Regions from separate parts of the Homo sapiens genome. Here region 1 is linked to region 2. Evidence: chromatin loops called from intact Hi-C (ENCODE). Cell type or tissue: endothelial cell of umbilical vein. All regions are shown on one strand. Each heading gives the region's core, and the rest is flanking DNA. Links, peaks and the distances in the headings are about the cores only. Region 1 overlaps METTL25 (methyltransferase like 25). Region 2 overlaps METTL25 (methyltransferase like 25).

Region 1 (16,358 bases), core at 4,159-12,158, 68 kb after region 2:
TAAAGAAGAAAATAAACACCCAATTTTAAAAGACATGTATATTACTTTAATGGAGTCATATCTACATTAAAACATTTTTTATTAATGAATCAGTCCAGATACAACTGTCCTGGTATTTTTATGCATGACTATACAATGGCAAAACCCAGGTGCTGAGGGAAAACATTGTGTTGGTTTGGCAAACACTGTGATAGGAGCTTCCCAGTGGAGTTTCTCACTGTGTATGACAGGTTCCCTCTGCTGCAAAACTTTATGCTTGATAAAATAATTTATAATGAGACACATATGGAACACCTGAGATAATTTTTATACTAATATTACAGATGATGTTGTAACTTCATACCAATAAAAATTTCACACATTGTGTCAGATGGATGATAATGAAGAAAATTTAGGCAACTTTCTGGTAATTTATTTACCACAGGAAAAAAGAAATGAGAACGCTATAGCAAAATATTTTTCAAGGTTATTTGCTTAGCTACAGTATCAAAATCTCGATTTATATATAAAATGAGTAGATTATAATCTAGTTTTTTAAAAACCTGTTTTATATTAATTTGACTGTCAACTCTCTGACAAGAATTTGTCAACTTTGCTTTCATATTACTTTATATACAAAGTATAAACTCTTCCTCTTTACTACTTCTTTTAAGTGGACATATTCATTTTCTATTTTGGATTTAAACACATTATTGGCTTCTTTTATTTACCATGAACACAGGGAGAACTTTTTTATGCTGAATAAATCCAATCTGCATGCGCTTCAAAAACCACTTTCTATTAGTCGCAAAAAATAACGAGGTGCAAATTAAAGAAAAAAATAAGCAAAATATATTGAAGTTCCATTTCTAACTACTTATAGGCAGCAAGAACATGCCCCATGGCAAAAATAAAATCAGCGCCAGTATTCTAGAAAACACAGAGCTGACTGAAGATCACATACAGCTGTCAGAGTGAGGTAAATTGTGCACAGAATGCCAAGTACATCTAGAAATCTCTGTATTCATCTCATATTAATTGGCAAGAATGTTTCTGAGACATAGGTCCAGCTGAACAATGAGGAGTAATGTGATATTGTAACAAAAGCTTATAAACAGCTGAATCTACAAGGCTGGCAGTAAAGTTTACTCATCTACTGTAGGATTGCAAAGAACAATACCTACACTAGCCACACCAGAAACTTAATTCAAGCCGAGATAGATCCTGATAGTTCCTCACTGAATTACTGAACAAACTAATACACTATTAATATTAATATAGTTAAGAAAAAATATATATATATACATTTGTTATAAATTTTTTATTGCTAGTTTTACTTCCTAAAACCCAAACATATAAAACTGGGAGAAACAACATTTATGGCCATTATTATACTGGTATAAATGTAAAAGTATAATTTTCAAAAATTTCTTATTATCATCCAAATGCAGAATCATAGCAGGAAAGTAGAGTATTTATTATTTATTATTTATTTATGCAAACCCAATATAAGTAAGAAAAAAAAGATACTAAAAGTAAATGTCTTGATAAATACAAATAAGGTTAAATTGAAATAATACGCATGTTTCAGAAAGCTACATTCAAGTTATAGAATGGTATCATCAGAACCAGAAGAGACAGATCATCTAATTTAACCCCTCTCTTGCTTCACTAATTTACAGATGATCCACAAAAGCTAACCGATCCAGGTCACAATACTGCAGAGACAGAGGAGAACGCTAGTCGGTCAAAGCAACTTTTCTTCTATGCAGTGTTTCTGCACTCCCTTGGACATCTAGAAATCACTCTCTCTATGCTTGGAATGTAACTTATACATAACTCTAATACAGTACCTATCAAACTGTATTACAGTTGTCTTATCTGTAACAAAACCTATTTATTATATTATATATTACTTTAAAATGTTTCATTTAGATATCTTCAGTATCTAGCAAAGTGGGCAGTGGGTGCATACTTAGTTTGCTGAGTGTCTCCTAAATCTCAGCATATTCTATGTTGAATAAATATTTATTGATACTTATGGCCCAATGTTGTTGTTACTAAATTGGCTCTTATGTTCTCATCATTTCAAAGTCTTCATTTTAGTTTCATGGTTTAAATTAGGAGTTGCTAAAAAATGTTCATGCCTCAATCTCCAGATTCTTGACAAAATACTAATGATTTATAGGAAGGCCAAAAGAGAGTCACCGAAAAGAATTAATTTAAAATATAATCAATTACATACAACTGTTTTTTAAATCTTTCTTTTCTTCAAGGATTTATTTTGAAGCATAATCAATCACATAATTTGTTTTAAAACTTTATTTTTTAAAATTTTATGTTAAAATTATTAGAAAAAAATTATAGTAATAAACATGCAATGCTGGGGCACAACAGTAAGTAAAGTAAAATATTTCCTCTTCAACTTAGGAGAAATTTATGAATCTGGAAAATCCCTGTGAGATTCCACTGAGAAACTGGAGCCTTTATGTGAAAAGTTCAATGTCTGAAATAGGAACAAACTTAAAAGGACATAAATATTCTTTTATACTTGTCAAAAGAAACTTATTCTTTTAAAAAATATATATTTAGCATCTGATATATGCCAAATACTATTTGGTAAACATAGGATAACACAGTTAAGGTGATTTGCAGCTTAAATGAGCAAATTCAGTTAGTAAGAACAAACAAATTTATATAGCGATGTTTTACAAACTGTAGGTGAAAGCCAGTGGAATGGAAAAGCTGGCTCTTACTGGGTCCAGAGGGAGCTGACTGTGTGCATCTCTTGCCAACCCAGCATTTACTGACATCAGGTTGGTAGCTTGAAACTGACCACATTAGGTATACTTGCACAATGGAATGAGGAAATACTACACATTAGGGTTTTTATTCAGAGGCAGAGCCAACCATTAAACATTTACCATCACACTGCTTAGTCAAAACCCATTAAAGCCTTATGAAATCAATTGAATAGATTGTGATGAATATTTTATAAAATTTGAAAGAAAGGAACTGAATAAGATTGTCAACAGGAATGCATGTGTTATAAGATTAAGTACCTATTAAGGAAAAAATACTAACCAAAAAGAAAAAGAGTTCAGTTATTTTTTTTGTAAAATGTAAGTACTAGTTTTATTTATTTCTCTATATACCAGGTAGTGTTGTAAAATGTGTTTCTTAATGTGAGTCTGACTCAAAAATATGTGAAACTACTACTATAACCAAGAGAACAAACATAATGTTCTTCCATAAACATGTTTAGTAACTTTTGTGGTCATTATATGCTTTGTGGTTAAAGATCGCACGTTTGGAAGAGGAAATAAACCTTCATAGCTAATAGGAAGCTTAATTATTAAATTGTAAAGTTAAATAATTCTTTATTAAAAATTAGTTAATTTGGAAGCATCTTGTTCCTTCTCAAGGAATACCGAAGCGTGGAATTGTAATTTATAATCACAAAAGAATCTGACTTTGTGTAGATTTAAAGTTAAGTAAGACCTTTGTCTCACCAGAGTAGTATGCTTTGATCATTTTGCTCCAGTGGTTGATGGAATATAAACTTTCTCTAACCTTCTTCTGTTTCTTATCTTTGCTAAGAAGAGCAAAGCCAAACAAGTACCTTGAATTCTCAAATTACTTATGTCAATATAATTATTTCTTCTGGAGATGTCTCATCAAATACCTTTGTTTCTTCTTTAGTTTTGACCAGTGCTGAATCAGTGCTTTTTTTTTCTTACCATTTATAATTTTATTTCATATGTTATTCCTTTGTTGACTGCTTGCTATATACCCCACTTTATGGTAAATGGTAGGAATGAAACAAAAACATTAAAGAAACATGTTCCAACTTTGCCCCAAAACTTGATTCTCCCTTAGTGTTTCCTATCATATACATTGTTCTGTCACCCACCCAGCTGCTCAAAACAGAAACCTGATAATAATCCTTGATAATCCCTTTTCCTTTATCTCCTTTAAACAATCTTAAATGCTTCTTGAATTTTTCAAATGTACTCTCTTCCTACTACTGCTACCCTTATTTTTGTTCCCACCTTTGTGGTTTCTAATTATGAAATTATTAAAGCTCAAGTTTGCCATGGTACACAAATACCCTTAGTAGCTTCAGTGTTTCCATTATCTTTGAGGACTTCAGCATTCTTGTATATATTGACTAGATATATGTTTCCAGCTTTTCAATGCTTCTAGGAAAAATTAATTGTATTCAGCATTTTTAGTTCAATATAATAGGAGGGTCAGCCAAGATATCTAGCCACATGTATCTTATGATTTAGTGGGGATTTTCTAAGATTTGAGCTCATATTTAATAGATTTTAATCTGTTGAAATTTCAAGAGCCTGAATTTAAGAAGTAGTTCCCTTAAAGGATTTGAATTTGCTTATGCATGAGACAGACTGAAGATGGCTTTGTCTCATTCAAGGGTATGGCTTAGTATGGACATTTCAGGATCAGCTTCCGTATTAGTTGGGGACCATTATTAGTTTTTAGATCTCAATGTGACCAGCATTTATCTCAGAACAACACTATCTATCACTTTATGGCTCATAGTTTCCTCCTTTGGTCTCAACTCCTCTTCCTCCCTCTTCCCATTCTCTTCTTTAAAAGTTTTTGTTTATAATTCTTCTTGATCCATAGAGATTTCCCTTATTTTGTGTGGACTCAGCAATGCCTAAAAAAATACGTGTTCTAATTTAGCCAGGATCTAGCTGAACTGTAGCAGGAGGAACACTCAGAAAAATCTCATCTCTCACACTGCTGGAAACGGAAGTCAAATTCATGCTGTTTTGAAAAGAGAAATGATGCTTTATTCCTCAATATCCTCCAAACTTCCAGCATTAAAAGCCCATAGCAGTAAATAGTCTTGTTTAAGAAAATACATATTGTATGAGATAGAAAATATTGTCAGATCTTTACTGAAAAGACAGCAATTGTTTGCATTGTTTCAATGATAGGATTAATTCATTGCCATTAATGGACTAAGACATTAGTCATACATTTCTCTATGATATAATACATGATTTAGTGCTGATATTAACTGGTTAATGTTATGTTAGCAGTTTTAGTACCATATATAGAATATTTGATATGACGGAATATCATATATAGAATATTTGTTTAAGTAAGCTTAAACAGTATGTTATATGTTCAAACGATGTGCTCAACACGTTTTTCTTCAACCTCTAGACACCTTTTCAGATGAAGTACCTCTAAATTTAAAGCAAAGGAACAATTTTTAAACCTCAACAACAGTAAAGATAATGATCTACATATGTATATATGCAGCCTTCTCCCTCACAATTTCCAGAGATGATACAACTTAAGAAACAATCTACACTAGGATAGGTATCATGCACCCTTGACAAATTTCTGTTTGACACAGAAATGGCAGCACCAGATTGAAAGACACCATCAAAAGATGATTCGTGACCCTCTACTGTTTTTTATTTTTTTTAAGTAAATGGAGGAATCTTTGGGAGAATCACCTCTTTATCCCATATCATATTAAGGCTGGGGGTAAACATGAAGTTAAGCCTGCAGGCTTTCGAGGGTTACACCACTGATATTTGACTGTGCAAATGTGGAGTGCACTAACAATACTAGAAGATGCCCTGGGTCTACTAGGCTGGGAGGAGGCAGGGAAGGAGCAGATCAGTCACAAATTTGCACCCTGGCAAGAGTTGCTCCCAGTAGCAACTGATGATTCCTTAACAAAATCATGGTTCAGTTAGCAAAGAAGAAAAAATGTGTGGATCTGAATTGGTAACTAGTAGTGCTTCCTCTATTTATACCTTTTATCAGGAAAACAACCAAGTTATACTGGTATTTACCCAAAAAAGTTATCTCCAAAACTTCTAGAAGAAGAAATAATGTAAACACTTCAAATTAATTATTACAATAATCAATATTCAAAATACTGAAACATTAATCAAGCTTGGCCAAACAGACACTCTATAAAGGACTGCAATAAAAATGTTTCTCGTATTTCTTGTTCTCCTAGGGACAACTGGCTTATAATGTAAAAATATTTAAAAGTAGTTTTAAAACATATGGTATAAATTCAGTATTCACAATGGCTCATAGAGCTTTGCGGTATTTTTGAAAACTGACATTCATGACAGACTACCTGCATGGTCTACCACACTGTATTGGGTAAACACATTCATGGAAAACATATATTGTTTACATAGTAAATATCATCATAAAAAGTAGCAATGTACATACCAGAATTTTCTACTGTACTATGCTAGACTATTAATAACTCAAATTTACATCCCAAAGGGCAACACTGCCCCAATTCAAACTTAAAAACAGCTGTGCAAATAAAGTGAGGGTGAAGGTGTGTAAGATATTAAGAGAAGGACACATGACATATTTGACCATTCAGAGATATAACTCCATGGAACCTAGTGCTTGATATATTACAGGAAATATGCTAACTTTGTGCACATAAACCCCTTTCTCTGTAAGTCAGATATTTTAGCATAATGATCAAACTATATAGCAGTAGATTTGTATTTTAGTATGGAATACTAGGCCTCCATAGCATATACTGTACAAACAAAATAAGGCTATGTCCATATTCCATCTATCAAAATAGTTTCTGCTAAATAGCCCAGAACCAACTCTGTTTGCCACTGTCTGCCTTCACACACACACACACACACACACACACACGGAGTCACATCTGTTCATTGATAAAGGTAAGCTATCAAAAATCTAGGGATACCCATAATAATTATCCCAAACATACTTTACTTGTTCTAGATTTTTCTCCTTGAATTTGTTTAGCTTCTAACCACTTAACTTCATTCCCTATTTATGACCCAGTTTCCTGCCCTCTTGCATCTGTGTTTTTTTCCCCAGGTTTTTGCTCTGACCTCTATACTTCAAGGACTTTGTTTTGGTCTAGTTACTCCAGCTCTCTGCATTTTGGACTTTGATGTACACTCCTAGGCCCTTTTGAGTTTAACCTGTCATATGAATCCGCAAACTGGCACTTGACTAGGACCCATCTAAGTCTCTGCATAGAAGAACAATAACTATAAATAATCTTGAACATATATCTATAAGTCATCCTGTAGAATTCTTCATGTCTTCTTATATAATCATAATACATACCTTGTTTTCAACCATGCTGTTCATCAGAATTACCTATAGAACTTCTTAATCATACTTATATTCAAGTCCTATGCCTAGAGATTATTATTCAGAAGGTAAGAGGCAGGTCCAGGCATCTATACACTAAAAGTGTCAAATTCGACTCAGCTAGGCAGCTAGAATTGAGAAATACTGTTATAAAAATTTCATGGGATGGTTCACATCTTCTCTGTTTTACTACAGCAAAGATACAGTGAGAAAAATGGAGATGGAGTGTTGGAAAGAGAAAAGGGAGTATGTTACCTTTTCCATCTGGTTTTTGAGATGAGAAAATGTGGCAGTCCAGGGCTAGGCAAAACTGTAATATAAACCAAGTTTACTTTCATTATTCCTATCACTTATTTTTCCACATTTTTCTCTTATCTCTTGGCTTTCCAACTGTTTTCTTGACCTCCGAAGTATTTGAGGGTACTCACGTTGCATACGTCCCCGCCCATTTCATCATATCACTCAGTCCTGTTTCCTCCTGCTTATTCTTTGCTTTCCTGACAAGCAAAACTCCCAATCGTCTATTCATTTCAAGTATGTATCAGGAAATTAAGTAACATTAAGATATTACTATTAGCTTTCCCCACTGAAGCCTAGCATTGTTTGCCTGATCATATCAATGATTCTTGATGGGTAAGATATTTTTGACAGGAAGGCCTTTCCAGTTTACTATTCCTATAGGGAGGGAAATTCAGAGTTTATAGCTGCTGGTCACAGTTCTCACAAACCTTTCCAACACTTTTTCTTATTTAAATCCTGTGGCCAAAATGTCCTGCAAACCTACAGTGAACAACAGCAACTTCAGAAGAGAAGACAAAACTGCCTTTACCCAGGCAGGATACAAGACTAATGCTTGAGAATCTGTTAACTGAGAGGCTTCCATTTCTAGTGTGCAAAAGTTTGGAGCTATTCTCTTCAACTAATTTCCTTAGAAGACTCAAAAATGATTTTATGAATGACCAAGTACTAAAGAAAGAAACTAAGAGAACCAAGAAGAGATTTTTGGAAAACAGATTATGGAGTAATCTTAAATGTGAAAGGAGGTCAATAAAAATCATGCCTTTTTACTGACTGAAATGGACATTAGGATTATCATTATAATTGCTTCTATGAAAGACATGAGCAAGAATAAGACAGAAGAAAAGACAATTACAATGAGAAAAAGTGACTATGAAGTCAAAGAGAAAAAAAAAAACTTGATTTTAAACATCTATCACTGCATGCCTTTGTTTATTCTGCCTGCAATACACTTCTTACTTCCTTGTCTGATTAACCTCTACTGAATCTTTCAAGACACAGTGGATATCACCACACGGGAATATACCCTCAACCCCTCACAGACTGAGCTACATGCTACTCTGCTGTAAGATAACAGATGTAATACCCTGTCTTATAGCAATTACTATATTATTTTGAAACTAATGTTTGATGATAAAGAAAACAAAGATGAACACTAGTGCCATATTTTATGTTCTCTAAACTCTACATTGAACTGCTCAACAGTTCACTAAATTTTGGTTTATTAAAAGAAGAGTACCACTGCCTTAAGCAAGTATTAACTATTTAGTACTGAATAAATAAAATACAATATATTAAACACCTTGCAAAATGAAAAAGACTAAAGCAACGTTCTCTGTGCTGATACAGAAAGACTATAAAAAATATATTATGTGGAAAAAAGGTGATGAACAGTTTATACATTTGTTTGCCTAAAACATATAAGAATATAGAATGTGTATATGTACTTTTTTTCTAGAAAGATACATAAAAAAACAATATAGGTACGGGGACTTACTTTGTATTTTCTTTTCCTTTGTTATTTGAATTTTCTATTCTAAATAGTTTTTACAAAAAAACAATGTTTTTAAAAAATTACTAATAAGGATTATCTGGTTCCTAGGATTGAGGGCTTTTTAAAGAAATTATTTAAGGGTGAACACGATATCTCATTTTTGTATCTCCACCACTAAGCACAGAGTGGAACACAGTTGGCACTGATGATGTTGAACTGAACTCTGCTTGTCATCTATTTTTCCTATCTCTTTCCATAACTATTGACTTTTTATGAGCCTCTCCCCCATTTCCCTTTATTTTACATAAAGTACCAACTACAGTGCCTTGAAAATAGTAGCTGCTCAATAAATGTTTGTTCAGTGCAATAACATACTCTCTTATGTGTGTAAAATGCAGCTGCCAAGGCAGGAAAACAGTGATTTTTTTTCTATTCCTAGTTACTTGTTTTTGACACACATTATACAAACATTCATCTATTCAATCACGTTTGAGTGAATGTGCTTAGTACTGAAGATACAAAAGTGAATGGAATCTGGTGCCTCTCAAGACTAATCAATCTACCAATTTTTCATTTGCAGGAAAGAAATGGCAATGACAATATGTGGATGCACAATCTTGCTTCTTTCTTCCTTTAGGTTTTTCAAAGCCCTCTCTATCTAACATGCCCTATTCAAATTCATTTTAGTTAGAATACATGACCAGTGAATATTTGCTAACAGTTTAAAGCAATAATCTATTAGAAAACGTACTGGAAAGCTGATTTAAAATGGATTAGCAAGGAGTAACTAAATTTCTTTTTTCAATCCTGGCAAGTAACTTCTGCTACTTTTTTTAAGTATGAGATTGAAGAATCCAACATCAGATAAAAAAGGCAGTAATGACACCTTCTGGTTACCATAAAATAATGATAGTCACCTAAATCTGAATCTATTTACATATTTTACAAAAAAACAGGCAAGAGATAAAATTGCTCACAATCCACAGCAACGCAACAAATTTTAATTTAAATATGTTAGGAAAGACACTATCCTAAACCAGCAGAATGAGCTCTGGGGATCACTCTGGAGAAAGAGTAAGGTGCAACTGTGCAGAAAAGAGTGTGAGAGAGAGTAGACTACATTGCCAAAAAGGATAGGGTTCATCTTTGGTGGGAAAATACTGAGACTACCTCTGAGACTTCACAGTACAGAGTGATGGCTGCTAGGGTCTGACCAGAGATGGCAGTCTTAAGAAAGCACTGCGTGAAGAGGAGAGGGAGGCCCCTTGGAATGGGAAGGCATCCTTGGGGGCAATGATGATAAAGTGAAAGAAGGAAGCAGGTAACTGAAATTAAAGACCTTAAAATGTAGTGTAAGGATAGTGACTCTAATTTTTTTTTTTTTTCTTTTGAGATGGAGTTTTGCTCTTGTTGCCCATGCTGGAGTGCAATGGCGCCATCTTGGCTCACTGCAACCTGTGCCTCCTGGGTTCAAGAGATTCTCCTGCCTCAGCCCCCAGGGTAGCTGCGATTACAGGCGTCCACCACCATGGCCAGCTAATTTTTTGTATCTTTAGTAGAAACGGAGTTTCACCATGTTGGCCAGGCTGGTCTTGAACTCCTGACCTCAGGTGATCTGCCTGCCTCGGCCTCCCAAATTGCTGGCATTAGTGTCTCTAAATTTAATGACACACAAAGTGTCTACACCTGTCCCCAAATTGAGCCATTTATTAATTGAATTTCATTGTACCTACAGAACAGGAAACTCTTGAACTAACAACCAAATAGTAAACCCCAAAAGGAAGCACTTACCTACATAAATCTTACCCTACTGCCAATTAAGGAAAATGTTATACACAGAACATTTAAAAAGCTGTAGAACTGTGATTGCATTAAAGTATTTTTTCATTTATTTCAGAAAAGATACATAAAAATACTATAATATAATGTAAATATGTGGGTATATAATTTAGTAGAAATACTTTTTTTTTCTAAGTTCATTTTTTACCCTAATTTTTGGTCTTGAAAATTTCTGTACTTAGAAAAAAATGAGTTGGTAATAATAGCATGACAATCGTATACTCTCCATCTAAATTAAACTAGTGCTAAATTTTTGCTAATTTGCTTTCTTTCATTCTATCTCTATACAGTCATAATTTCACTATTTCATACTTTTCCTAAAATAAAAATGTCAAAACACTGACATAAAATAATTATAATTTAATTAACTATATTTCGTAAAAATGTGTGCCAATTCTAAAAATGGTTTCTGTTTCACCTTGTCACATTTCAATAAAATTAAACAATTACAATGTTTACCTCCTGGGCATGACTAAATAAGAAATAATTAAAATATATTAATCTGGGTTTTAAAACTAAGAAAAGATCAACCAATACCATCTTAATGCACACAAAAGTTGGTAACCTAAAAATTCCCGATCTAAAACTCTTAGCAAGGACACAGATAAAGATATCATTAAACTAACATAAAAACGAACTACTATTATTAGTATACTAAATAACCATCTAATCTGAACCAGCAGTTTTGAAATCATATTTTACAATATCTTATGGAAAGATTTAACATGTAAAATGGAGCAAACAGCTATTTCAGGAGCTGCTCTGAATGAATATGTGGGGTGCTTCAAATCTTGCAAACCTACTCCATACTCTGCTCATCAGCACCTTCTAAGTACAGGTAGCATAGTTTGAATACTATTATTTTAATGCAATCACACAGTTTTAAAGTTTTCTAAAATTTTGGTATGTTGACTCTTCAAAATACAGTAAAGAACTTTTTCTTTTTTAAATATCAGTATTCCTTCAGATATGAAAAAAGGCTTTGGAAACAAAAGCAAACTTTGAAATTCAATATTCATAACAAAATAACTCAGTTTTACTAACTCAGTAAATGTATACTTCACAAGTATTTTAAAACAGAAGTTCTCTAAAATATGTATCACATAAAATTTTCAAATATTTGCAAAGGCTTCAGCACTCATTAAGCCCATTTTATGACCAAAGAAACTATAACAAATATACAGGTGGTGATGCATTAAATTTCAATAACACCGTAACACTAAAAGTGCAAGTAAGTCAGATGTTATCTTAAATGCTGATCCAAATCATGGTAATGACGAAAAAACGGGGAGAAATAGAAAATAGAAATAGCATATTTCATTATGCTCAAATGAATAAAAATTATGACACATGGGGAACTTGTACCTTTATGCTGGTTTTCAAATTCTTCAGATAAGAGGTGGTAGCAACAACCCACACTGCAAACTCCCTTGATTTCAGAGTTGGAGGTAAATATTCGCAAAGTATTTGGAGCCAGATCACCACAAGTGTGGAGACCCACCATCAAACAATCCTTTAAAATACAAGAAGAAAAATAAAATTTGGTAATTAAAAAGAGGGTTGTTTAAAATTTTTATTTATTTTTACATACAGGATCTTGCAATGTTGCCCAGGCTGCACTGTGGTGGCTATTCACAGGCACGAATATCACGTGCTACTGACTCAAATTACTGGCCTCAAATGATCCTCCTGCTTCAGCCTCCCAAGTAGCTGGGACTACAAGCACATTGTACCGCCCACAGCATGAGTTGAAGATTTTAAATCTTTCAATTTAAACATCCATTAAATCTTTAATGATTTAATGATTTAAAGATTAAATTAAATCTTTCAACTTTAACGTCCATTAAAATATGTAAAGCTGTTAATAATTATCAAATTCTACCTAGAAAGTATTCTATGTTTTTATTTTCATAGTAATAATTATTTCTTTATAGGTAAAATAACTGTGATCTCTTTTTACAACTTTTGAATTTTTTTCAGTGATTTCACTTATTTACCTGTTTATATTTTCTCCCATTTTACAACTAATATTTGCTTAACAACTAGACAAAGCAAAAATTGGACTAATCAAATGTAACATGTATTTCTAGACCAAACCTGTGCTTTGTTATAAATTTATATCACACTTTGACCATAATATTAATTTTTGAAATTAATTTCACGTCTCAGATTGCCCATCAAAACCTTATAAAATATTGTTATAAAAAATAAATAACTGTTGTAAACTTGGTATTTCTACTTTAACAACAAAAAGCTTAGTTTATACACCGCATCAACTATGACAATATAAAATTTAATTAAAAAATTTTTTCCAAATTTTATAGTATACATCGTATTTAAAATTCTCCTATGAAATGTTTATTCTAATTATCCAAAGCCTAATTTAAATGTACACACACACATACACAATGAGTACAAATGTATACATGCACAGAATCTTGTTCAACAATCATTTTGAAGTTGAATTTACTAATAATACTCTTCTGTCTTTGACATGACTCATAAAAATTTAGTTAAAGTAGGAGTAAAAAGAAACTTGTAAGAAAAAAAATTTATACAGAAAACCTGTACCCTATTAGAATCACATACTTTTACCATTTGGAACTAAAAAATTTCTAATAGTAGCCTCTCAATTTTCCAGATGACACTCAAACCATGATAATGTAAAGATCATGTTTTAGTGTAAATCTGTGAATATAGGTATATTAATTTCTAGTTTTTTAAAATTAAATCATCATGTCTCTCAAAGTGTTCTCTAAAGTATTACTCATCAACTAATTTTAGTTGGTACTTTATAATACCAACTAAAATTAATCTTAAAGCTGTAAATATTAAAGATACATGTGTTTACTTAAGAGATGTTAAAGAAATAGTTATTAATGAACTAATTGCATAACCTGTAGTACAGTCATTAAGAGCACAGTCTCGGGAAAAAGCCTGTCTAAATTCAAGTTCTGTCACAGTGTGATTTGGAAAGCAAATTGAGGAAACTGATTTCCTCAACTGTAAGATGGAGATAATAACAGTACTTCATCTCAATGGGTTCTTTCAAAACTTAAGTAAACTAATCCCTGTAAATGACTTAGTACACTACCATATAATAAAATTCAGAAAACATTGTCCATTTTTTTATCATTGTAATTTACTTTAAATTACAAATTCAAAATAACGTTAAGTATTAACTTGTTTCTCAAACACATTTTTATAACTATTGTCAGCATATAATTGTTTCACTAACATTTTTAAAAATTATTTTACTAAAATGTTATTTTAGCCTATGTCCTAGACATAAAAGACAGCTGTAATCAAACTTACTAAAAAAAAAATTACGCCTGTAAGTGGTTTTGACCTGATAGAACACTCAGTTGCTTCAAGCACTATCCTTTTCAAAGCACAGTTTATAGAGGTTTATACAGCTACTCTGCTTTTCTTGATGATTAGTTTAGATAGGTTTTATTTAGAGATTATGATGTCATCAGTAAAAAATAATTCAGACAAGATTTATTGCTACTTAGGGACAGAGTAATAAAGCTACGAATTTCTCTCTTTAAGCTTAATTTAGCTCTCCCTAAAGAAAATAAAAGAACATTTAACCTCATTCTTTATTGTATTTATCATATAAGATTAGTTAATATTAGCAAGTAGCAGCTAGGAGACAAAAATATGTAGTCACCATATTATCCTACTAGTAAAATATTTAAGTATTGCGAGAGGGTAGGGGGAATAGGGGGTGTTAGTTAATTCTGTTATTAAATTGTGATTTGCTATAGGATCCAAGAAACATTCTTCCAGTATATCTTATTTTAGATGGTTCTTAAAAGAATTTGTATACAGTTTTGATCATATATTTTCAGCAAGATTTTGAGAAAATTAGAAGGTGACAAAATGTACTAGAAATTTACATTTAAGTTAAACTAAAGTCATTGAGATTGTTTAACCCTAAAAGAAAGTCTAAAATAATTACTAATTTCATGTATAAGAAAAAGAATTAATGAAGGTACACTAGATTCCCTTAAATCCAAAAATATCTGGGAAAAAGAAAAATTTCCCATTTAAAAAATGGTAAAACAATGGTCAGCTATCAAACAAGGATTTAAATTTATAAAGAACTCTACTATCTCTTTTATTTATACATTTCTTTTTTTCTTTTTTTTTTTGTTGGGGGGGACACCGTCTCGCTCTGTCACCCAGGCTAGAGTGCAGTGGTGCGATCTTGGCTCACTGCAAGCTCCACCTCCAGGGTTCATGCCATTCTCCTGCCTCAGCCTCCCGAGTAGCTGGGACTATAGGCACCTGCCACCACACCCGGCTAATATATATTTTTTTTTGTATTTTTAGTAGAGATGGGGTTTCGCTATGTTAGCCAGGATGGTCTCAATCTCCTGACCTCGTGATCCACCTGCCTTGGCCTCCCAAAGTGCTGGGACTACAGACGTGAGCCACGGCACTCAGCCTATTTATACATTTCTTTGGGGAAGAATTTCTTTAAAAAGAAAAAAAAATTACAAGGGTAATACAACTCCAAAAGCTACCTTTTTTTTTTTTTTGAGACAATGAGTTAGGCCAAACGATCTCTAGAATCTCCTCTATAATACTGTTTCAACATGCAACATTGCCTTTAAGATCTGCTGTCTTTCAATTACATAAACTGACATACTTGTAATTTAGAAAAAGTTCAAGCTTTGAAGAACACTTAGAAGCTACTCTTGCTCAAGGAAATTCCATATTGGCAAGTGTAACATTGAACATTACTTTGTTCTAGATATCCCTTTACTTCAAATTTAAATTAAAATTTAACTACTTGTTTAGAATTTTAACAATTCCTAAACTGCAGAATGAGAACTTAGTTTACTTACTAGCTTTTGTGCCAGGACTTCAATTTGATTTAAGAGGCTTGAAATGAGTAGAGGATACTCTATTCTGAACAGGCTCATGTCAGGTTTTGATGGGTGTGGGAATAATGAAAGCCTACTTATGATTTCATTTTCTTGGTCTGTTAGATTAATGTGATCAAGTAAGATATGTATGTTAAGTAAGCTACTATTAAAATTGAATACAATGTTTTTGTAAATCAAATTAAATAATTCAAAGGTAAAGTCACCTCCAAATCTTTAATAATGTCATGGAGTTCTGAATCAGCAGTGATAAAAGAGGTTAAAGGTGAATATATATTTGATTCACTTGACTTTGATGTCATTTTTCTTCTCTCTTTATTGGCTTCAGATGTTTCTCTGTTGGGTATTTGCTGTGAAGAAGTAGGCTCTACAGCATTAATAGGCAAAAGGTTTATAAGAGAAAAGGAATTTTCAAAACACAAATTTTCTTCTTGATGTGGCTGAGAATGAAGGGTTTCCATTTGGTTTCTGATATTAGAAATTACAGAGCCAGAAAAATCAGGCAAAATAGCTGAGGTAGGCATCTTTTCTTGATTTGTAGGACTGTTGTTAAACACTTCCTCAGTATCAGCTTTATTTTTAACTTTATTTTGCACTTTCCTTTCTTTTGCCATTTTTAATGCTAGTCCATTGACATCTAATCTTGACTGAGCATGACAGAGTTTCCAATGTTTCTTCAATTTTCTGTT
Region 2 (16,358 bases), core at 5,174-13,173:
GGTTGATTCCATGTCTCTACTATTATGAATAATGCTACAATGAACATATGAATACAGCTGTCCTTTTGGTAGAACAATTTACTTTCCTTTGGGTATATACCCAGTAATGGGATTGTTGGGGCAAATGGTAGTTCCAAGTTCTTTGAGAAATTTCCAAACTGCATTCCACAGTGGTTGAACTAACTTAAAGTCCCACCAACAATGTATAAGTGTTCTCTTTTTTCTGTAGCCTCACAAGCATCTGTTGCTTTTTGACTTTTTAGTAATAGCCTTTCTGACTGGTGTGAGATGGTATTTAATTGTGGTTTTGATGGACATTTCTCTGATGATCAGTGATGTTGAGCATTTTTAAATATGTTTGCTGTTGGCCACTTGTAAATCTTTTGGGAAGTGTCTGTTCGTGTGCTTTGCCCACTTTTTATATGGTTGTTTGTTTTTTGCTTGTTGCATTAAGTTCCTTATAGATTCTGGATATTAGACCTTGGTCAGATGCATAGTTTGCAAATATTTACTACCATTTTGTAGGCTGCCTGTTTATTGATAGTTTCTTCTGTTGTGCAGAAGCACTTTAGTGCAGTTAGGTTCCACCTGTCAAATCTTTTGTTGAAGTTGCTTTTGAGGGCATAGTCATTAATTCTTTCCCCAAACCAAAGTCTAGAATGGTATTTCCCGGGTTTTCTTATAGTATTCTTATAATTTAACGTCTTATATTTAAATATTTAATCTATTTTGAGTTCATTTTTATGGTGAAAGTTAGGGGTCTAGTCTCATTCTTCTGCATATGGCTAGCCAGTTATCCCAGCACCATTCACTGAATACGAAGTCTTTTCCTTATTACTTGTTTTTGACAACTTTCTCAAAGATCAGACAGTTACTGGTGTGTGGCTTTATTTCTGATTCTCTATTCTGTTCCGTTGGTCTATGTGTCTGTTTTTGAACTAGTATCATGCTCTTTTGGCGACTGTACCTTATAGTATAGTTTGAAGTCAGGTAGTGTGATGCCTCTGGCTTTGTTCCTTTTGCTTTGGATTTGTCTATTCAGGCCCTTTTTTTGGTTCCATATAAATTTTAGAATACATTTTTCTAATCCTGTGAAAAATGACATCGGTCATTTCACAAGGATAACATTGAATCTGTAGACTGCTTTGGGCAGTATAGCTGTTTTAATGATATTGATTCTTCCCATCCATGAGCATGGGATGTTTTTCCACTTGTTTGTATCATTTACAATTTCTTTCAGCAGTTTGTAGTTCTCCTTGTAGTGATCTTTTATCTCCTTGGTTAGATGTATTCCTAGGTGTTTTTATTTATTTAGGTGCCTATTGTAAATGGGATTGCACTCTTGATTTGGCTGTTAGTCAGCTTGAACATTATTGGTGTATAGAAATGCTACTGATTTTTGTACATTGATTTTGTATACTGAAACTTTCCTGAAGCCGTTTATCAGTTCTAGGCACCTTTTTGTAGCGTCTTTAGGGTGTTCTAGGTATAGAACCATATCATCAGTGAACATAGCTAACTTGACTTGTTCTTTTCCTATTTGGATACCTTTTCTTTCTTTCTCTTGACTGATTGCTCTTGCCAAGACTTTCAGTACTATTTTCAACAGGAGTGGTGAAAGTGGCCATCCTTGTCTTGTTCCTCTTCTTAGGGGAATGTTTCCAGCATTTGCCCATTCAGTATGATGTTGGCTGTGCAATTTCACTTTTAAATGTAAAGAATTCTCAGCTTTTAAATGGGGATACTAAAAATCCATTTGTAAGCTGTTTAATCAGAATTTACAACACTTTTTCCTATGAAACCAATGTTATAAATATGGTTAAGTTCACATTTTAGTCTCTCTAGAAAATTTAGCAAACACAACTATTACTTTTACACTATGCATTATGTAGAATTAAGTGCTTTACATTGAGAAATGTAAACATCTGCATCAGCATGACAGAGATACTAGGTTTAAGAACTGAAATCACCTGTGTTTATCTGATTTATTTGTTGTTGTTTTTCTTTTTTAACGGAAAACTTTGCATAGGAATAAGATTGTACCTCAATAAGTAATTTCATTGCTTCGGAAAATTCCTATACATTAATTTATCTCAATCCTCTCCACTTCTCAAAGAATTCACTTACCACGCAACAATTTACTTATCAACACTTGCTTCAAGACCCGTGCATTGCTATATATGCTAATCCTAATCTCTTCTGTCATAAACTTTTTCAAATCCCAGTTTGTTCTCTACCTTTGAACCCAGACCTCCAAATCCTATAAATATCTTCCCCTAATTTCCCCCTTGAGCTGCACTGTGAAGACTGCCAAGGCAATGCCCTCTGTTACTGCAGTGAGTTATAAAAAGCTTAGTTTTACTTCATTAGCAGCTTTTTCTGGAGGCATTTTCAGGTAGTTCAATAACATACACTTAATCTTCCTAACCATCTTAAGAGTGAGTTCTATTTATTGTTCTTTTTACAGATAAGAAAACTGGGGCACACTAAACAGTTAAGTGACTTACTCAATGATACAAAACAATTTAGCTCACATGAGTCAAAACTATACTACTACTATTACTGAGTCCCTGTTCCCTTTGGCTACTCGTTTGAAGATGCCCTTAAGAAACCTATATCCTGAACCCTTCAGTTCTGATCTTGACTATTGTAACTATTGTAATTAATACTTTTATTTTTTATCTTTCTCACTGGACTGTAGGCTCTTTGAAGACAGTGGAATACTGTTTGTCTCCATACTGTCAATGCCCAGCGTAATCTCTGACAAATGGTAGGCATTCAATAAATGTTTATAAAATAAAAGTAAATAAAACCCCACTTTACAAATGAGGCTCTGAGATGTTAAGCACTGTCATGATTTAGTTCACTCAGAATTTAATTATCAGAATTTGTGCTCATGCCTAGGCACCACATTCTTTGGCTAAACTGTAAACTAGTTCTCAAAGTGCAGTTTTTATGAGATGGGAGTCTACAACCATTGCAAAGGGATTCATGTGTACAAAGCTGCAGTCTGAAATACTCTGTTTCTTTGCTTTCTGTAGAAATGTTATCTCAGTGTGATGAATGCAGTTATGTCATGTTGATTTGATGCTTGCATTCCACATTTAACTGATTAATAAAAATGGAAACCATTAATGGATACACGTAATTTCTGACAACTGTTTAAAACATAGGGAAATTACAATCAAGTTGCCTTGCTAATGAAACTGTTGTAATTAACTTTTTTTTTTTTTCTTTTTTTTGAGACAGAATTTCGCTCTTGTCGCCCAGGCTGGAGTGCAATGATGCGATCTCGGCTCACTGCAACCTTCGCCTCCTCGGTTCAAGTGATTCTCCTGCCTCAGACTCCCGAGTACCTGGGATTACAGGCATGTGCCAGCACGCCTGTATTTTTGTATTTTTAGTAGAGACGGGGTTTCACCATGTTGGCTAGGCTGGTCTGGAACTCCTGACCTCAGGTGATCCGCCCGCCTTGGCCTCCCAAAGTGCTGGGATTACAGGCATGAGCCATCGTGCCCGGCCTGTTGTAATTTCCTTCTCTATACTAAAAGGTGTTTTATACATATAAAGTATTTTTCTTTATTATAATGAGAAATAAATCTTATAAAAATATTTGGGTACCAGGAAAGGATTTTAAATTTTTACATAGAAAATTATAAAAGAAAAAAGTTGGCTGAAAAGGTTTTCTGCTCCTGAAATAGTTACTCTTATAGTCAACAATATGAGGAAATCACAGCATGCTGAAACAAGGCGGCTACATTTAGAAGAATGCAATGGACAAATTGAAACTGAGGGGGATTCTTAGGCAGTCAGTATGAATATGACAAATGAACTCACAGTCTGGTTCTTTTCTTTCTTCCTGTTTTCCATCACTGCCATTGGCTGCTAAGACCATTTAGATGAAGGTTAATGGGAAAACTTTATATTGAATAAATAAAACAACTGAAGCTGCTGATCAATCTTAGTATCACTAAATATGGAACAGCCAAACAAGATGTGTCTCCTGATGTGATGCAATAGAAAGTACGTAACACTAACGATGAAGTATTTTTGCCAAAAGACAAAAATAAACAAACACATAATAATAACTTAACTCTCATAAATTTCTAGATCTACCAGCTTTTAGGAAATACTTGGGATGGGTGTATTAAATGGCTCTCTGAGGGTATCATCAGGTAAATCTAGAAATTTATCCTACAGAATCTATCTGTATTTTATAGGATAAATTACCTGGTTTCTTAAATAAATAAAAATGATATGAAATTTTAAAGCTGGAGGGGAAACCATCATATATTTAAAACAACCTAAGAGACACATCAAGCAAATGCAAATGTGTTAAATTTGTTTAGATTCTGAATTGAAGAAACTGATATAAAGAATTTTTCAGCCAACTGCAGATATATGAATGGGGACAATTATAGATGTTATTTTGAAAAAACAAAACAAAACCCCATAACTGTTAGAAATAACGAACTCCTGGAATTTGCTTTAAAATTCTCCAGCTAGGGTATGTGTGGGTGGGGTGTGCATGTTCATGTTTATGTGTGTATAGATGAAACAAAATTGGTAAAATGTTGATAATTATTCACTTTGTGATGAGTACATGGGGATTCCTTATACTCTACTCTCCACTTCTAGATATGTTTGAAATTTTGCAGGAAAAAAAAGCTTAAAAATGGCTTATTTTCTAAGCATTGTACTCTCTCTACAAAGAACCTGATTATCCAGGTTCTTTGTACTCTCTGTACAAAGAACCTGATCACCTGAGGCTGTAAACTCAATATTTATATTACAATACAAATAAATATAATTATTCTTCTTAATCGTGGATAGATGCCAACATTTAAAAAAGCAGTTCCTTTTTTTGCTTTGGAAAATTTTATAAAATCTCTCTAGTTGAGGATCAAGGAAGCTTTATCCCAGTTCTTCATCTCTTTGGTATGCATTAGAATCCTCAAGTTTTCTGCTAATGAAAGGAACTTGTTTCACAATGGGCAGAGTGTTGGCCTCATTCCATTGACTCTTGGTTTACTCAGATTGGCTTTTTACAGAGCATAAAGTAATTACATTAAGTGCCAACCCATCACTTTATTTTAGTAAGATAAATTGCCTCAAGAATCCCTAAAGAGAATATCTTACTTATAAGATACAACTTTCTTTAAGGGAATATCCCATGTACTTAGATTAAAACCCAGTGTAAAATGTGCTTTAAATGAGGCACTTTTAAATTTCTGACCTGGTTCCTGGGTATTTCTTCCCTTTAAGTGCAGATTTTTTCCCTCCTGGTAAAAACAGAAAAACCCTTCTAAAATGTGGAAGAAATTGCAAATGATCTTCCGCACCAGCTACCTTTACCTCTTATCTACGTTTAATTCAATACATCAAAATGTGATTTGTAGCAAATGTAAGGGGTCTTAAATATTGAACAGGAATTAAGACGTAGATTACAATGTTCTACTGATGTACTAACTCAGGAATGTAGGTCAACTGTTTTATATTATTATGACAGGTTCTTCTTTTATTAATGTATGCTTTGACAATGGAAAAATGGATTATAACCTTCTGTTGTTAGCCATTATTTTATTATTTAAAATACATAACAGTCATTTAAAAATTTTTGTATAACAGGACATATATGTTTAGAAAAGCAATCTCAGCAACAGGTCTCATAGAGAAATACATCTAATAATTTGCTTCAATGGAAATCACTGCTGCTTCTTCAGGGCAATAACAGCATAACATCTGGGAGATTTCACGGGATCAAACAACTTCACAAGAGCAGACCATGCAATATCTTCCTGTAAATTAATAAGTGATTTAGATATACAACCATTTGTTGAAGAAAAAAATTAGACGCGAGTTGGATTATATATTGTAATATAAAAAATACATAAAAACAAAGCTGTTTCACAGAAAATTCTTATGCTTTGTTAAACAAAATTAACATTCACAATTACACCTTCAAAAAAGTTTATGCTGAGGAAACAAGGATGTACATAGAGAGTGAATTACAAGTTTATTCTTTGCTACGGTTGTGAAAAACTGGAAGTGGCCAATCACAAATGAGTATTAGTTAAATAAATTATTTTATGATGAAATGTTCACTTTCTATAGTACATTTAATATGGTGGGAAATTCTGAATAAAATAAAACAAATTAGATGTAAAACTGCATTTATAATTTTATTCTAATATTAATTAAAGTACAAATAATATGCACTATATATGTTATAACCATATATATTTGAGAGATTCCTTAAATATACTAAAAATCTAATAGTTGAAGCTATTAAATAAAAGGTAGGATTATGACTACTCTTAATTTTCTTTATTATATATCCTGTATTTTAAATTTTCTAACATAAATGTGCATTACTTTATAAGATATTAATTGAAATATTAAAAATAACATTTCTATAATTTCTATCATTTCATTACAACCTATTAATCTTTGTGCACATTGTTTTGCTTACCTCTTGTACATAGGTCAATGGAGATTGTTTTGAAAAGGGATGTGAGAATCTAGTAAAATAGGTACTGATTTTATCACCCACTAACTTAGGAACCAAAGCTTTCCAGTGACTTGAAGTTAGCTGGCAGCTTAGGAAAGTACATCATTATTTACATATTTAAAAATTGCCTTTCTCCATAAAAATACAAATTAGAACAAAGCAAACATTTTTAAATATCCATTTGTTTCAATTAGCATTTGTTCCAATTAGGAAAATAAGAAAGTAAAGCTCCCCATATGACAAAATAAAACTGTTAAAGAGTTTATAGCGGAAACATTCGGTGAGTCCATGAATGGGTTTAATTTAAACAGTTCACCAAACTTTATTTTGAGCATAGCTCATAATAGAATCTGCAGAAAATATTTTCCTTAAAGACAACCCAAAAGACAGTATTTTTGTCATTTAACATAGATAAGTAAGATTGTGAAAAAAACAGAAGGAATCTTCCTTGATCAGAAAGAAGTTTCTATTCTGCAGAATCCATATGGCCAACACTCCAAAAGTGAATTAAAAGACAAATTCTTACAAAATGAAACGCTTATACAATATCTTTTATGTCTAGCCTTTATAAATTTCAGCTATACAATATTTCATATATAGCAGTTTATGTTCACTGCCTATGTATAGTAATTACCATACAATTAAAAGAATGTAAACTTTATTATAGCAGCTTTGCTGAAAACATCTGTTGTACATATGTTTATATGTTTAAAAAGGGATGGAATGAACATTTAAACTATGAAAATATAATGAGAAAAATTTTCTTACTAGTTTTATGTGAAAGACTCTTATCCTAGATATAAGTGGCTCTATATTACTGTATTTAATAAGATATTTGTTGTGTATTTTAAAATAACATAATTTACCTGCTCTTTCAGGTAACAAAGTCGATCCAGAAGAATCAAAGTCTCTATACAGGGAGCCAGTACAACTTTCAACTAAAATAAAAAAATTAGATAGGTAGGTTGGTGGTACTTAAAAAAAAAAGACTAGCTTATTTCCTTAAACTTATGTTTAAATAAATGTATCTACAGAAGTTTATATAGGCTGAATCTCCAAAATCCAGGTACATCTTCAGAAAATGAATATTTCAGAGATCAAAAGGTTTTCTTTAATAATAGGAAAAGAATGTCCTTTAAGTGACTGTGAGGTAGACTCCAACAAGCAGTCATATGTGATAGAAAGCTTTTAAAGGGGTACTAAGAATGAAGTTCATTAAAAGGAATGCTTGTGAAATAACTGCATTGGGACCAATATGTGTTCAAAGGACTCTGAAACTTTTTGTGCATTTATAATACTTTTTTAAGAGAAATCTACCATGTGTTCTCTTTATTACATTACTGACACCTAATATAGTCCTGAAATAGGAAATGATCCAAAACAGTTTTTCTACAGTAAGAGAAAAACAACATAGATTGCTTAGCCCATAATAAAATTTAATAGGACCCTATTCAAGTCTAGCAACATATCCAATTTAATATGCTTAACTCTGAGATTTACCATATTAAAAGCTTCCAGCTCATTCATTCGAGGCTTATACTTCTCGTAGTAGTTCATTATAATTTTTTCTGGCAGCTTCAAGATAAAAAACAACAATAAATTTAACGATAGTTTAAAAATATTTTTCCTTGTCAAACATATCCTAAAGTAAAATAAACATGACATCAATTTAATACAACCTTAGGTGTCTGAAGAACTCGCTCTAAGGATATTCATGAAGCAAGTCAAGATAACTCTAAATTACTTAAAATTTTTACACTGATATAGGTTATGCAGCACATCATAAATAAAACCACCAGCAACATCCCATTAATATTGTTTAATTTCAACAACTAAGAAGGAAATATTTACTTTCATTTGTTATTATGCTTTGGACACACAGGAGGAGATCAAACATTTTTTGACTAAAATTAAACTTTACAACACTGTATCTAAAACAAGACATTTTGAGCAAAATTCAAAGGCAAGAGGAACACAATGGCATATGTTCATACTTAAGGTAGTTTCTTCTAACATGCACTTCACAAATCCATCAGAGAGAATTACTTTTATTTCTTTTTCTTCTTTTTCTAAAACAAATACCTATAGTATGTTGAACTCTTGTATTTAGCAGGCCACTCTCTAGTTCAATTGTGCTTTTGCTCCTGCTAGATGAGCTTTGTTACTGAGTCAATTGTATTTATTTCTAAACTTGCTATGCCAGTTACATTATTGTCATAATATACAGGTTGAGTATCCCTAATCCAAAATCTGAAATGCTCCAAAATCTGAAACTTTTTGAGTGCCAACATGACATTCAAAGGAAATGCTCATTGGAGCATTTCAGATTTTGGATTTTTCAGATTAGGGATGCTCAAATGGTAAGTATATAAGGTAAATATTTCAAAAAAAATCTGAAATCTGAAACACTTCTGTCCCAAGCATTTCAGATAAGGAATACTCAACCTATCATATAAATAAGTATTACATAACAAATGAAATATGAAAGCAACAGGAAAAATTGATTCTATAATTTTTGCAAAAAAGCAGCCCTCCCCTGGACAGAAAAGCCTGATAAAGCAGAGTCACCAGAAGAAACTGCTGTCAATTAAATGTGGTCAGAACAAATGAAAGGCTGGATAAAATGAGTAAAAATCTGAAAAGACTTGTACTCAGATTTATCTGCAAATGTTTAAATAAATTTATTATTTTTTCAAAGTCCTTTTTTTTTTCACAATAGCACTAAATTTCTTCTGAATTTAAAAAACTATAAAGGGTAGTGGAAAGTAAGGCTCTGTCTCATTCAATTTCTTGTGAAGCCTTCCAGAAAAACTCTCCCACTTTGTACAGAACCCATGCAGATTACACACTCCCCATCCTTTTTAAAAGTTTGCCATTTTTTGAATCAAATGAGTCCCTGCTGGAGCAAACTTTTGTAGAAGAATATATTGGACTAAATCCAGGCCTGAACTTCAAGGTAGCAGAAACTCTCAACTCACAAAATTGCGTGTGTTGAATTACAGCCTTTAGTTCTCTCCTTTACCATCTGAAGATCAGCAGTTGTAAGATAACTCAGAACTCATAATCTTTCCTATCTTGCTCCCTGAAAACGTATTTCTTCAATATGATTTCTTGGGTGCTCCATTTTCTTTTTTTCTGTTGTGCCAAATTGGGAAGCACCATGCTGGTCACCAGTTGTATTTGTTTCAAACTAGAGACTGTTGATTTTGTTCCTCAGGATATGACACTTTAGAGAACTATGTTCTGTTGATTTTGTCTGAGATCTGTAACCGTGGGCATTTCCTCTTGGCATCTTTCTGCATCCCTCTTTTACCTTCATTATACTTTGTAATATACATAGTTTAAGATTTCAAATTCCTTCTGATATTGTCAAAGAGAGTTTTGTTTCTCTTTCTCATTCTGTTTGTTGCTTTTGAGTATATTCTGGAAAGAAAAGGTGAGAACACCTTTTTACTGTAAAATTAAAAAAAAAGTTTGTTGTTTTAAGAGATCCAAAACTGGATATCATAGACTATGCATTGTAAGTATGTTTGATGCAAAAAAGCCAAGGGAGAACCCCAAACAGTGAAACCATATGCAAACCTGTGTGTAAAAAAAACCAAACCAAATCAAACTAAAAATGTCCTTGTTCTTACAAGCGCATAAGAAGTATACAGCTGGCCTTCTCTAACTGCAGGTTCTGTACCCACAGACTTAATCATCTGCAGACCAGAAATACCTGGAAAAAAAAAATAACAACGCAAAGTGACATTAGCAAGATGACTGACTACAGATGCCTGATGCCAGTTCCCCCATACAAGAAAGAGACAAGGCAATGAATATACAGATGAGATTTGATTGGAGTGTTGAACAGAGAGCACTGGAGTGCAGCAGGGAAGTGCAGATGCACCTGTGGTGATTAGAAGTCCAGGTGGGCAGCTTGGAGACACCTAGCCTCTGTAACTCCATCTTCTCTGATTGGATGAGATCTGCCCCAAAGCAGCAGAAACTTCCTGTTACAGGGAAAAAGTAAGCAGAAGAACACTACCAGCCCCCATTGCTACCACAAACACTTACCATCCTTTCTACAAGAGAATGTCATAGTCCTCATAAATGGTGAGCCCAGTTTGGAGGGCTTCCAGGAACCCTCACAGCTGCATTGTCCCAGATTAGGAGAACAATGCGCGCACTCCCCACTCCCACCTAGCCTTGTATGCCAAGCTTCTACAGCACAGAGCCATCTTAAGACCAGAGTAACATCAGGAGTGCACCCTGCTCTGAAAGTCAGTAACACTACCTCTACACCACTGGGGTTCTATCTTCATTCCACCAAGCCCATATGGGTGGCTGACTGCCACAACCTAAGCTGCATGGGGCCTGGGTCCAGGATTGGCTGTCACTCTGGTCCTACACAGCAGAGAAACCAACTCACTTCCAGACACAAAAGCAGTCTGGCAGTCCTGTCTAGTGTAAACCTACCCTTGAACTGGCAAAATTGCTGCGTGCCCTCTCCTGAGGGCGAGAGGCCATGAAGCCTCCAAACAACTGACATGCTCTGAGGCCAGGTGAAGTATACACCCACAACCAACGATGTACAAACAGCCCTGTGGTGCTGCACCCGCTGAGCTACCCAAAGGCCCAATGCACTCAATCAGGGTTTGAGAAAAACAGCCCTACAGGCTGCCCCTGGAGGGCGATCACCCAGGCTGACTGAGCAGCTGTGGGCCTATGACACAGGCCTGAGAAATAGCTCTGGGGACCATCCCCAGTATACAAGCCTCCAAGCCAGCCAAGTAGCTGTGTGCCTACATCCCAGGCTTGAGAAGCAGCCCTCCCCTGGAGAGGCCTGGCCGACATGCCCTAGGTCAGCTGAAGAGCCTTGCGCTCCTGTTCCAGGCCTTGAGAAACATCCCTGTGGGCAGCTCTTGGCAGCCACACCCCAGGCTGGCTAAGCAACTGTGTATATGTACTCCCAGCCAGAGTAACTCCCCATAACCCCAGTGCCAGCTCCAAGCTGGCTGACCCATGATATGCAGGCATGCACCCTCAACCTGAGAAACAGCACAGTGAGGCCATGCCTAGCAAAGCTGCCCCACCACTATCCACAACTCTCTCAGCCTAGGCCACCGAGACACTCATGAATGCCACTAGCATGGACTGCATCTGAAGAATCTATGTGGACACTACACTACTGCATCCACCTAGGACCACAGCAAATGTACCCCACCCAACTAATATCCCAAAACTCATTCATATGAGTAAGCCTTTACTTACGAAACCTACTCCATAAAATTGGATGATGTGACTTTTCCACTGAGTGCATAGAAACCAATGTAGGGACACATCAAACATGAAAAAGCAAGGAAACATGATACCTCCGAAGGAACACAGTAATCCTCTAGTAGTGGAACCAAACTATAAGGAAAGACACAAAATGCCAGAGAAAATAATTCAAAAATAATAATCTTAAGAAAACTCAGTACAAATAGATAAGTCAATGAAATCCAGAATGAGAAATTAAAGAGATAGATACAAAAAAGAACCAAATTGAAATCCTACAGCTGAAGAATTCAAGGAATGAAATAAAAAATACAATTGAGAGCTTCAATAACAGAACAGACCAAGCAGAATAATTTTTTTTCGAGACGGAGTCTCACTCTATTGCCCAGGCTGGAGTGCAGTGGCAGGACCTCGGCTCACTGCAAACTCCGCCTCCCAGGTTCAAGCCATTCTCCTGCCTCAGCCTCCCAAGTAGCTGGGACTACAGGCACCCGCCACCACGCCTGGCTAATTTTTTGTATTTTTAGTAGAGATGGGGTTTCACCGTGTTAGCCAGGATGGGCTCGATCTCCTGACCTCGTGATCTGCCTGCTTTGGCCTCCCAAAGTGCTGGGATTACAGGCATGAGCCACTGCGCCAGGCCCAAGAATTTTTTTTCAAAACGAAAAAAACAAAAAAATGTTATTGATGAGTGCACATACAAATGAACCTAGACAACCACTAAGAGTTTCTCACACTTTTATGTACTCACAAAATTATTTCATCTTTATAGACATAAGTGAACAATTGGCTCTGCTACTTCTTAAAGATGTGAAAAACTTCTTAGGTTTAAATATACAGTCTTAATTACACCAATGTCCCAATGTCCCAAGACAGATTGTAGGTAATGGAATCTCAACTGCGTCTCAAAGAATCAAAAACAAAAAACAAAACTCAATGCAATCTATAAGATTAATATATTTATAGGAAAAATTCATATTAAGTAAATTCTATCCCTTTCTCCCTCTTATCTATTCTCTCTCTCAGTTATTGACAATTTTTTACGGTGTAAGAGGGCAGGAAAATTTCTCATCAACTTTTTCAAAAATAAACTATTAAAAAGATACCCAAGAGACTTATGAATATAACACCATTGAAATGATTTACTGAGAACTAATGCTAGATCTGCTATTATTATGAAATCTACTGAGAAAACACTTTGCATTTCTATAGTATTTTTAAATAAGTTCTCCAAACTGCTTCAGAATCTATAATGGTTTTCACAAGTAACATTTTATTGGAGTTACCATCATATGACATAGTTGGTATGGAAATGATTACATCTAATAGATGAAAAAGATTTAGACATAAAGAACAATGTGCCCTAATGTTACTGTTAAGAGTTAGGATTAGAACTCTCACCCTATTCTTAATCCTGTTTAGTACCCTAAGTCTCTATATATTCTGTTTCACAGAATGCTACTAGTCACTGTGCTCATGTGTTCAAACAAATTTGGGCAATGCTGTGTTAAACAAAGCCAACCATATTCCCAGAGGCTTTATCATGCATAATAAATATCCAGGAAAGGTATAGAGAATAGGGCAGGTGCCATAAACTGAAAGCCCTGTAGGCACCAGGCAGGTAACAAACATGAGGAGGCAGGGCTAGAGAATGTGGCCCCATCTAGTGGGGCCCTGACCACACAGGAATGCAGACTAATCTAGCCAAGTCTTTTCAGAGAAGCTACAAATCTGAGCTTTAATTTCAAATTCCCAGGTTTATGCATGTTGCATCAATTTAAGAAAACACTGTAGTATGAAAAAAATATTTAGGCCAGATCAGGCTGGTCTCATTTAGGAAATGTGAAATACCATGAGTCACAATTTTATTTTCCCATAGGACCTTCATTCAAAGGATCTATTAGTTTCTTAGACCTCTGCAGAACAGTGTTGAAAATGTTCACTTTGAAAGCAAGCATCTTGTCCTCCTAGACCATTATGATGGGAGCACCTCTAAACCCCAAGCATGAATTATTCAGGGTTTACTCAAATTGAAATAGAAATTAATGCCCAGCTTTAACTGTTCATGTAGAAATGTTTCTCTTCTGACAAACCTAGCCCTCGCAAATCTATACTTCTCAACAATTATACTGGTAACTGAAGGTATCTTTACAATAAGCCTCACAATTGAATTGTGAAAAATAACACCATAATTCATTAGATATGAAAAAGACCCTTCAACTTTCTGAAACAATTTTAAATATATAAGTGGTTTGAAGGCATTTACAAGTTTAGAATTTGGGTTGAAACTAGTGACAGTTTCAAACACTATAATACTTGCAATGTAACTTTTCTAAGGCAGAAAGGCTTTTTTTTTCCTATTCTTTCCTCTTTTCCCTTTCATTTCTGCCCTGTCTTCTTCATTTCTGCCCTGTAAAAATTAGTTGAGAGAGCCTGCTGGTTGTTTACTGTAGTGCCTAGTATTGTGGCACAAACATAGTAGAAACAGCATAAAAGTGTTTAATCACATGGCAAATGATTTTCTCCACCTAGTTTCTACTTGGTCCATACTCACTTCTTTTGACTGGTAAAATAGCTACCCTGATCCAGGGATCAAGTACTGAATGCATCATATTTCCAGAGCCATGAGAAAACAAATACACCTGTTACAGACAAATGAGACTACCTCCTATTTTATTTCCATGGATGAAATAAAAACCTGGGTTCACTGGGAACCCTTGCAGGAACCTAAGAAATGTAACATTTGGAGTTATAATATAGAAATAAGAAATAATCATGAATTTCTTTCAAATAAAGTCTCAAATCAGATTTGATTTTTAAATCCTATTTCTGTCTTCTCAGCAGCTTTGGTGGCCAAGATAGAAGTCATTTCCTACATTGTCAGTGATTATTGTCTTTGATGGACACAAGATTTGTGGAGTCTAAAGAGAACATACAATTCTAAAGCGTTCATGTTGGAGAGGGAACTCTGCAATGATCAGAAGGACTGAGTCAGTTTTAGCATAAAAAATGAGAACTATATTAACAATGAGGCTGACTACACAGAGTTTTGAGCTAGAGACTCACTCTACCCAATACCATTGACATCTTGAAATGTTAGATGAAACTGACATAGAAAAATAATCCTGGAGTTTAAAGTATGTCTTGTCAGACCAGATGGTAGTATCTGGTCACTGTCTTCTACAGTGATGGGCATAAAACCTCAAAGTGCACCATTTTAATCCATGACATAAAGATTAACCTCAATAATATAGATATCATCTTCTGCTTGCACTTGTCTTTCACCTGCACTCTGCAAAGCTCCAATTAGAAGGTGATATGGTTTGGCTGTGTCCCCACCCAAATCTCATCTTGAATTGCAGTCCCCATAATCCCCACGTGTCCTGGGAGGGACCTGGTGGGAGGTAATTGAATCATGGGGGCAGTTTCCCCCATGCTATTTTCATGATAGTAAGTTCTCATGAGATCTGATGGTTTTATAAAGGGCTCACCTCTTTGCTCACCTGTCATTCTTCTCCTTCCTATTGGGGTGTGAAGAAGGATGTGTTTGTTTCCCCTTCTGCAATGGATCTTAATTTTCCTGAAGACTCCCCAGCCCTAAGGAACTGTGAGTCAATTAAACCTCTTTCCTTTATAAATTACCCAGTCTCGGGCAGTTCTTTATAGCAGTGTGAGAACAGACTAACACAGAAGGTCTCTCAACAGAACCACATGCAGTTGCAGCATCTTGCAGATGATGTAGAAATACTTTATGTTAATGTTGACATCCAAAAAAGTGAGAAACACCAGGCAGAAATACAGATTTCCATAGACATCCCCTTAGTGATGGTGGCGATCTGTGGATTTTGTGCTGGGGACATGAGTTTGATTGTTATGTCAAAGGCAATTTGAAGAATGTGTCATGGTGCCATTCCCATGTGTTGTGTAAGAGTACAATGGGGTTGGTGGGTTTTGTCCTTGTTTGTAATGTTGTAATCTGGGTTTCTGTTGTTGTAATCTAGGTTTCTATTGGCTGAGTTGGAGAAGGTGAAATAACTACTGGTTCATGGCTCTGCAGGGGTGATGGCATTGGAGAAGCAGAGGTTAGAGACTCCAGATGACATGGGAATACTCGTGTTCCTGGCTGGTTTAATCTCCAATGACAGGGTGATTTTCATGTCACTGAACCACCCCCTGTGCACAACATAGCAACAATACAAGCCACTGTCAGTTTCGGTTGCATTTTCTATAGTTAAGAAGGCATTCCCTTTCAAAAGGTACGTAATTCCCGTTAACACATTTGCTTCTAAAAGGTGACATGGGATCTACTAATCCAGACAATTTCATCTGAGGATCCAAATATAGGGCACATCCTTCAGCCCCAGCACATAGATGACACCTCTCCATCATAGATGCAAGGTAGCATGACAGGCTAACCTATTGCTCTACTCACTTGTACCTAAAAAAACTACAGTATCTGCCACAAGTAGGATGAGGCTTAAGATGATCCCTTGAGGATGCATTATGGGGTGAGTTATTTAGGAGGCAGTTTTCCAGCTTCTTCTTTAGAGTGCCTCCTCATGCCTCCTTGTCCTTAGCTGACCCTTCC

What was found. Hi-C counts contacts between places; a loop is a spot of excess contacts. Peaks named below come from ENCODE experiments on the same cell type or tissue, not always from the same donor. Only the 100,000 strongest peaks of a DNase experiment are listed, where the experiment ranks them.
Region 1: a loop joins it to region 2, with 2.1 times the contacts of the local background. A loop is called at or near these places in 2 of 110 quality-filtered maps.

What each region holds. Positions count from the first base shown.
Region 1 is chr12:82,398,912-82,415,269 of GRCh38, reverse strand. METTL25 (methyltransferase like 25) reads right to left here. Exons shown (of 12, transcript NM_032230.3): 4 at 15,876-16,358; 5 at 12,140-12,287. Among named protein-coding and RNA genes, the nearest start is that of METTL25, 49 kb to the right of the region's middle. RefSeq lists a silencer at 13,606-13,900. In endothelial cell of umbilical vein, for the core only: no CTCF peak of the experiment used is centred there; DNase peaks (open chromatin) are centred at 6,899, 7,619 and 8,439; H3K27ac peaks cover 979 bases.
Region 2 is chr12:82,468,372-82,484,729 of GRCh38, reverse strand. It overlaps METTL25 (methyltransferase like 25), which reads right to left. Exons shown (of 12, transcript NM_032230.3): 10 at 8,012-8,086; 11 at 7,378-7,449; 12 at 5,491-5,798. The coding sequence ends at 5,706. It also overlaps the pseudogene LOC100421061. Among named protein-coding and RNA genes, the nearest start is that of METTL25, 120 kb to the right of the region's middle. In endothelial cell of umbilical vein, for the core only: no CTCF peak of the experiment used is centred there; a DNase peak (open chromatin) is centred at 9,739; H3K27ac peaks cover 1,918 bases.